3 separate regions of the Homo sapiens genome follow, and regions 1 and 3 are each linked to region 2. Evidence: chromatin contacts called from ENCODE Hi-C or POLR2A ChIA-PET data. All regions are on one chromosome and are shown on one strand. The core of a region is the stretch at or near the end of the contact, and the rest is flanking DNA. Distances in the headings are between cores, read along the strand shown. Region 1 overlaps GLI3 (GLI family zinc finger 3). Region 2 overlaps GLI3 (GLI family zinc finger 3). Region 3 overlaps GLI3 (GLI family zinc finger 3).

The links. Hi-C counts contacts between places; a loop is a spot of excess contacts on that map. ChIA-PET counts read pairs that join two places held with the same protein, here RNA polymerase II (POLR2A). Pooled maps may share reads with other maps.
Region 1: a map of right cardiac atrium shows a loop between it and region 2 (3-fold over the local background). The contact joins two enhancer-like sites. A Hi-C loop is called at or near these places in 3 of 168 maps with a recorded cell type or tissue (esophagus muscularis mucosa, gastrocnemius medialis and right cardiac atrium). POLR2A ChIA-PET finds 5 or more read pairs at or near these places in 3 of 52 experiments (A549, H1 and WTC11).
Region 3: a map of PC-3 shows a loop between it and region 2 (2.1-fold over the local background). The contact joins two enhancer-like sites. A Hi-C loop is called at or near these places in 2 of 168 maps with a recorded cell type or tissue (PC-3 and heart left ventricle) and 3 of 50 pooled maps. POLR2A ChIA-PET finds 5 or more read pairs at or near these places in 3 of 52 experiments (A673, H1 and WTC11).

What each region holds. Positions count from the first base shown.
Region 1 is chr7:42,218,282-42,220,981 of GRCh38, forward strand. The region is part of intron 2 of GLI3 (GLI family zinc finger 3); the gene reads right to left. Among named protein-coding and RNA genes, the nearest start is that of GLI3, 18 kb to the right of the region's middle. Within about 2 kb of position 1,335, at least 3 of the 41 ENCODE cell types and tissues checked have a DNase peak (open chromatin) inside an H3K27ac peak, as active enhancers do.
Region 2 is chr7:42,106,188-42,108,887 of GRCh38, forward strand. The region is part of intron 3 of GLI3 (GLI family zinc finger 3); the gene reads right to left. Among named protein-coding and RNA genes, the nearest start is that of GLI3, 130 kb to the right of the region's middle. Within about 2 kb of position 1,409, at least 4 of the 41 ENCODE cell types and tissues checked have a DNase peak (open chromatin) inside an H3K27ac peak, as active enhancers do; they include A673 and PC-3, where a contact is called at or near this core.
Region 3 is chr7:41,995,614-41,998,313 of GRCh38, forward strand. The region is part of intron 10 of GLI3 (GLI family zinc finger 3); the gene reads right to left. Among named protein-coding and RNA genes, the nearest start is that of GLI3, 240 kb to the right of the region's middle. Within about 2 kb of position 1,263, at least 4 of the 41 ENCODE cell types and tissues checked have a DNase peak (open chromatin) inside an H3K27ac peak, as active enhancers do; they include A673 and PC-3, where a contact is called at or near this core.

The sequences.
Region 1 (2,700 bases), core at 85-2,584, 110 kb after region 2:
ATACTCTTACCATTAAAAAAAAGTCAAGGAGACAAGAGCTTATGGTGAAGAATAGCAGATAAATTTCAAACTTCCAACAAAACTCAAAGCCATCTGACTCCCAGCTAGAAGACCAACAGACATCACAATCAGTGGTTGGTGCAAAAGTAATTGCGGTTTTTGTCATTACTTTTAAAGGCAAAAACCGCAATTACTTTTGCACCAACCTAACAACACCCATGCAATGGACAATTTAAAAGCAAATTGCAAGGCCAAGAAGTGACCAAAAGTTAAAGCAAAAAAAAAAGCAACTCCTTAGGAATTTGCAGACCATAACACTTTCCCCTTACCAACCTTGAAGAAAATAATTTTTTAAGCAAAGAACCAAATTCTTGTTTTTGAAAGAATCAAAGTGAACAGGGAACTTCCTTTGCATCATTAATCTATCAACTTTGGTTTCACATTGCATCAGCGTTAGGATAATAATTTCTGCTTTCTATCACTTTAAAGTATGTTCCCAATAACTATCAGATCTGATAAAAGATCCCCAAGACCACAGCCTACATACGTTTATCATTAGTTTCTTTTTTAAAGCCGAGTTGCAGATTAATAAGAACTATCGAATTACTCCTTTAAAACGAAATCATGGGCCAAAAATGAGGCAAAACACTTCAAATTGAAAAGTCAGTATTTGCAAATTGTTGAAAAAAATTTTATAAGAGAATGAGAACATGTAGAACATTGGAAGATTTAGATGAAAAAAACTCTTATTATTTAGAAAACACAACATGTAGCTTATGAAGTAATGCATCTACATCAAAAAGAGATTATTAAGGCATTTTACTTACAGTCTTCACACATTAATGGACTTGGACATTTTAAAGTCAACAATTATACCTAAGATCTGCATGCATACTTTCTATGGGAAAGCCAATATGTGAAATGCCACAAATGATCACTTAAACCACAATTGCATTTAAATAATTCAGAAAACTAAATGTCATCTCCTTCGTCATTTACACTTCAAATATAACAATAAAATTTAAAATCAGACTATGGGCACATGAAACTACGGGTACACTGTACTTCCTGCATAAAGATTACCAAAGGCTTTATATGTTGATATAGGTTCCTAAATGTTACAAAAATCAAATTTGACTTGCCTTTTTTTTTTGTCATACAAGATCTACAACACAGTTTTTCACTTGCATTATTTTAAATTTCAGTGTTAAGTGGCAAATGCTTCTTTAAAAAGCTGTTCAAGTTTTCTGAACTGTACCTTTTGGTTGTGGGTCTGCGTATGTTTAAACAAAACTCTATACGCATGTTATTCCAGGAGCAGATACTCAGCTGAGAAAAGTACGAAAACAGATCTGCAAGGACATGCAGTGGAATGTGAGTGGTTTGGCTGGGAAGCTCACAATGAAGAACAAATTGCACCACAGAATGGCTGGAAAAGTTAATTAAAGCAACCTCACCAATAACTCAGCCAGTAACAAAACTTTTTGTTCATTTGTGTGATTTTAATCATGAAATGGTGGATAGGAGAGAAAATGCAGGTATCACATTCATTTGGTTTTTGAAACTGAACTCTTTTTTTTTTTTTTTTTTGAGACAGAGTCTCGTTCTGTCGCCCAGGCTGGAGTGCAGTGGCACGATCTTGGCTCACTGTAAGCTCCACCTCCCGAATTCACGCCATTCTCCTGCCTCAGCCTCCCGAGTGGCTGGGACTACAGGCACCCGCCACACGCCCAGCTAATTTTTTATATTTTTAGTAGAGACGGGGTTTCACCGCGTTAGCCAGGATGGTCTCGATCTCCTGACCTGGTGATCCGCCCGCCTCGGCCTGCCAAAGTGCTGGGATTACAGGTGTGAGCCACCGGGCCTGGCCGAAACTGAACTCATTTTTAATTGTTCAGTTATAAATGGATATAGTTCAGGGCTTTGTTAAAGAAAGCACAAGAACCTTTCTGGAAACAGTAGCAATCAAACTACCTGTTATAGCATCCATATGATTCTGTTTTCCTTTCTACGAATAGCGTCAGTGCAGGGGTCCAAGCATTTATGAAATATTCATAGAGAAAAAGAGAAAAGATAGGAAGAGGGACAGAGGGACAGATGGATGGACAGAAGGATGGAGGGCCATGGCGATGTCAACCACCAGCCAGCACACGAATAGTGTCCCAACTTGGAAATCCTGCACCCCACGAGCTCTAAACCCAGACAGGGCCAGGTCCAAAGCCCACACACCAGTCCCTGTGATCAAGACTGAGTGCAGAGGCAGCAGGTGACCAGGTTGCAGAAGAAAGGGCCTCTGCGCTTCCAGCAATCCACGCCCCTCAGCATAATCCTGGGACTGTAAAAAGGCTCTGAACTAGTTAGATGAAAACTGTAGAGGACTCTGTAAAAAAGACCATGGTAATTATTAGCATCACATACACAAAGAAAGGGTTTATTGTCCTTTCTTTTACTTGTTCCTCTCTTTAGATTTATTTGTTTTCCAAGAATCTGCCTGTCGGCTTGCAATCCATGTTTAAAAACACCACTTCCATTTTTCTTTTATTTGATTTTTGTCCCAAAATATAAAACAGTAAATCTCTTAGAAGAAACAGGAACACTGAAAAACTGGCCAGAGTTCGCCAGATTTCTAGGACAGCTATCACTCAGGCATGTGCCCTGCAAGTTTGACCAATCAATGTCGGTCCCCAAACAGGACAGGAT
Region 2 (2,700 bases), core at 159-2,658:
TCATGCAGCCCGCAGTTTCCATGCTGCTCACTGTAAATGTCTGATATCTGCACGTCCTCTGAGAGCACAGCCCAGAGGCTGAGCATGCTCACAGACACCCACTCAGCACCTGGCCCTCAGAACTGTGCTGTCCCCAGCCTAAGGCCTCAGGGTCCAATGCCCACCCCTCTTGCTCCTGCAGAAATCTAGGCTGCAAGGTGCTCCTAATCTCTGTGTCCCTCCAGCTGCAATAGGAACCCTAGTCACAACAGATCTTATGGCCACATGAGCAAGGACGGGCTCCTGCCAAGGCATCTGGTAGCTTCCTGCCCAGGTAAGGTGGGCCTCCCTGGTGGGCTCTGTATTTGTTTTGCTGCTGGACAGAAGAGCTCCTTCTTTTAGAATCATTTGCAGCAGTGGCCTCTACATACTGGTTGGAAATCTATAATTATATGGAATAAATAGACACAAAATGAGAACAAGAAGGATTGAAGTGATGAATGTTTCACACAGCTAAAGTTACTCATTTTCAAAGAATGTCCTCTGCTCAATAATCTGTTCTTCCTACTTCGTGGTGTGAAAACAGCCTTTGTGTTGTGAAATGGTAATGACAGCAGAGAATGCTCTGGGAATTGTTTGCTATTTTCCAGTGTCCCAACTTACCCCAGCCCTGCCATGCCCATATTTGGACAAATATCTGGTATCCCTATGTTGGTATCTGCCCCACAGTATTTTTTTGGAGGGGAGGGGGCGGTGGGGAGGGCGGATATTTTTTCCATTTCTTACTGCCAACAATGTGGGAACTACTGATTTGTAGTAATTAAAGACTGTGAAGATTTCCAAAGAGAGAAATGGAACACAAAATTGTGTCAGGTGTGGCGGCTCACACCTGTAATCCTCGCATTTTGGGAGGCCGAGGCTGGCAAACTGCTTGAGCCCAGGAGTTTGAGACCAGCCTGGGCAACACAGCAAGACCCTGTCTCTGCTCAAAATAAAATAAAATAAAATAAAATAATTAGCCAGGTGTGAAGGTGCAAGTCTGTAGTCCCAGCTACTCAGGAGGCTGAAGTGGAAGGACCCCTTGAGCCCGGGAGGTCGGGGCTGCGTGAGCCGAGATCACACCGCTGCACTCCAGCCTGGGCGACAGTGACCCTGTCTCAAAGGGAAAACAAACAAACAAACAAACAAAAAACAGAAACACAAAAGCATCAGGGTAGCTAAAAAGAAATGGCACCAACTCATGAACTTGCACAGAAGCACGGAGTGTATTCAACTCAGGCGACTGAGGGTATTTGGGCATAAGAAACAGGTCGCAGGACAACAGTCACAGGGCTGACACTGAAGGCAGGGGACAGCGAGAGTTCTGCCCTTGCTGACTGAGAATGGCACTGAGGGCAGGCGATGCAGAGGGGCCAGAGAACAGAGCAGGAGCTGGCAGATGAGAAAAGTGGAGGGAAGGTGGCTCTCTTCCAGGGTTTTTGTGAATGGATGGGTGGGGAGTATTTCCTCCACATTCCAGAGGAGGGAGGAACAGTGACAAGGCCAGAGGGTGGAGAAAGGCTTAAGGAATCTGTCTCTGGGGACACTTCACAAATGCACAGCAATCTCTGCATCTCTTCACGCCTGCTCAAAGAACTGCTGCCTGCTATCAGCAACGCGACCTGTGTTTTGTTTCCATTTTGTTTACTGTTGTTGTTGTTTTAAAAAATAACCAACCTTGCCGGTGGCGTGCTGGATTTTTTAAACTTTTTCCTCTTCACTGGCACACTCACAAGTTTGTTTAGTGTAAGTCTGAGAATCCAAAGGGGTTTTATGTGCCTCACATTCATAAATCCTCAACTGCTTTTCAACCAAATTTATTGCCCCTGAGGATTGAGGGTGAATGGAAGAGTCAAAAGGAATCTCCTGGGCTAGAAGGAGAATGCACAGAGCTGTGTGCACACAATGTCAAATATCCAGATGAAAAGTGAAAACTTGAGCAAATCCTCCAGATGCTTCCAAGGACCTGAATGCTTGGTGAGTCCGCAGAAATACGTGGATGCTTAATGGAACTTTGCACCGTTAGTAGCAATAGTTAGCACTGTGTTTGTACAGCCCACCACGGAATTCACAGATGTGTCTAGACTTAACTTTGTCAATCCTGATAAATTAAAAATGATATGTTATGCCTCCCTCTAGAGTCATGACCAGCATCTTCAGATTAGACTAGAAACCTCTAATCTAACAGATTAGAAAACTATGCCTCTTCTGGGGAGACCTAGCCCCTCTGGCACTCAGCTTGGTGAGCTGATGGCGCTTTCCGCAAACTGGAAAGATAGACTCTTCCTCTGGGTAGCTTGGTGAGCAGAGTATGTGTTCAAGTTTAGCCCCTTATTTCTGTCCTTTGTGCAGTAAACACCCAGCACAACTGTACACAGACACCCTGCCTCCCTCTACAGTGCCCAAACACAACTCAGCTAGAAGTCTGACCATTTCAAAGTAAGAGGATAGGAAATAATACATGATTAAGACTTCTTTAGCATAAGCCACACACACAAATAGATTCCACAATTACAGAGGGAAAAAGAAAGAGAAAGGGAAAGGAAAAGAGTGAAGCTGCCCTAAAATGGCTTACCTTAGCATAATAAAACCATGGGATTTCAGAGCTGGAAGGCATCTTTTTAAATTATCTATTTATCTATTGCAACCATCCCTTGCAAGAATCCTTTGCACGACGTCCCC
Region 3 (2,700 bases), core at 13-2,512, 110 kb before region 2:
TAAAAGTTTGCTCATTTGTGAGAGAGTCAAAGGCCTCGACAGAAGAGAACATTTCCCAAATGCCTTTTAATTAAATGCTACAGAAAATGCACAGAAGAGAAGGGGTGCTGTGTACCCATTAAAATAAATGAGATGAAGAAAAGAAAGAAGAAAGGCAAGAAGGGAGGGAGGGAGAAAACCGAAAGCATCCATGCAGACATGCAGACACAAACACACACAGTGTACTCCTGATACTCTGACTATACTTGATACATATTCCAAGATCCTAGACTCTGGGGCACTGTCAAAACCAGTAACCAACATTACAAGGGTTAAATTAGTTATCCTTGGTTGGCAATGGGTCTGACCTCTGCTAACTGGTGGTCTGGAAGGAGATACCAAATCTAAGTGAAAGTCCCCTTCAGTGTAAATGGTAAATTTGCTCTGTTTTGATCCCAGGGCCTGTGGTTCAACTCTCAGGAGGGATGTGTTAACACTTCATACAGTGGATGGAGAGAAAACTGCTGTTTTTAGAAAATTTATTTTTGGTGGCTAAATGCCTTTAAACTGTATGTTCATACATTTGTATAAACTATAATTCCCTCTTTATTTTGGTCTTGATCCATTCTTATTAAAATGAACTGGCTAATTTTCCTAAATTATTGTACCATTAAAAATTATTTGTTGGAACAATTATTTTTTTTTTCCTCGAGTCCACATTAGAGAAAAGGCCTCTCTCAGAGCCACGGCCAATCCACTTTCCCAGTGGTCTTCACTGAGCATCAGCAGTTCAAACATACCCAACCTGTACCTTTCAAATGCTCAACACAGAGAATTCCCCAAGGGTTAGTCAACCGCTGGCTCATATACAAAGAAAATACTGTATTTTGCTCTGAAGAGCTTTCTGAATCAATTTAAACACAGTGAGACAGACACAATATCCCAGAGAGAGGAAAACCTACCTTATTACATTCCTGACCCAAGAGAAAGGATTTGCCCTTAGGACATAAAAGGAATCTGAGGGGGTATGGGGAAAGAATTATCTAATCCTAAACGTAAAAACAGTTCATAATGCAGCATGACAATGCTTTTAATCGCTGACATAATTGTAATATGTATATATAATATGATACAAGGAAGGTAAATGCAGCTTGCTTTTCAGCCTTAAAGGCTCTCTTCAATATTCTACTTAAGGTCTTCTGGATTTTATGCATGCTTGGGGGAATTTTCAGGGGGAGGTAACGTGATATTATAAGGATTCTTTCTCAGTAAGATCACATCTTGTTCTGATTTGATTTGATGCATCTGTATGTGGCAAGTGTGGTAAAGTGAAACTAAGCTCTGTGAATGCAGTGTTTTACAATTCCTCCTTGATTTCCTGTGCAAGCCCATGTGGCCATAAAACAATGGGCAGAAGAATTGGGATTTTTATTTCTTCATATGGGAAAGCTGCTGGGAGAGACACTCCCGTAATCTCAGCTGTGAGTGGTGTGGGCGTTCACTGTTTTCCTTTCAGGGCTATATAAAATATATTTTTTAATGGGAGTTGAGTTTTTCCCCCAGATGTTTCCATACATGATATAATGTAAGCCTATGGTACCATCTCCCAGGAAGGAAAGGCATCCCTGAGTGATTGGTTGGAAGGCTGATAAAGAAACCTGACATTTTGAGAAGTCCAGCTTTTTTTTTTCTTCTTTAACATTATTTATGGAAAGAATTTTACAACACCCTTAAAAGTCACTATGTGGTGGCTGGACTTTACCAACTTTGCAGGCTGACATTTTTACACTAGGCATGGCTGGGACCTAGGAGTTTTGCAGTGTTCACATTTTACTAAAGTGAACGCTACTGACAATTCTGGCAGATGCCAATGATCATTCCAGAATACTGAGTATCAGATCCACTATTGCTCTTTGCGGTCATATGATTAGATGAGCAAAAGAAAAAAGTGTCCAAGTAATAGAAATTTAAAAATAAAGAGAGAAAGAGCTGGTGTTCTGGCTGGACGTTGTGTGTGTCCTAATTCTCCTGAACATCAAAATCCCTCAAATGATACCTTCTGCTTTGCTTTCTAGCTGGGTTTATTTTGCGTGAGCATGGCTTTGACCCCTTCTGGACTGCTTCCTGAGTAGAGGAACTGTATCACATTCATCCTGGTACCCCACAGGCCTTCACCCTGACTTCCACACGCAGGTGCTCAGGAACTGGTGCTTGGTGCAACATAAATATATAACTTGAACCAATAATCTGTTTCCTCATATTTCATTGTAGCTGCAGTTAAGCCGTTCACCAATCCAGATGCACTGAAAAGATTTTCTCAATTTAGCTCTAATATTGATGTTTTCTTGCTCTACGTCAGAGGAGGGAAGCTTCTGCTCTAGGGCAGAAGACATCTCCTATATGCCGGCTGCACACTTAAAATTTTTTAATTTAAATTTTAATTTATTTTTTGCAAAGGGCAAGAATTAGGAATTCTTTTTGGTTCACATGTTGTCATTAAGCTGGCTCCACCAGGTCATTCTAAGGTAATGCTTGGAAAGAGGCGGTAAAGGATGGAAATGGTCACTAGGGACTTAGAGGAGCCAGGGGCTGACTTCATTTATTTTACAAGTAAACTGAGATGGCTGAAGTAATCAATATATGGCACCTCTTCTAAGGTATTCACACCACAGGCTCAAATTCCAAGCATGTGACAGAGAACACTGTATTTTCTTTATACAT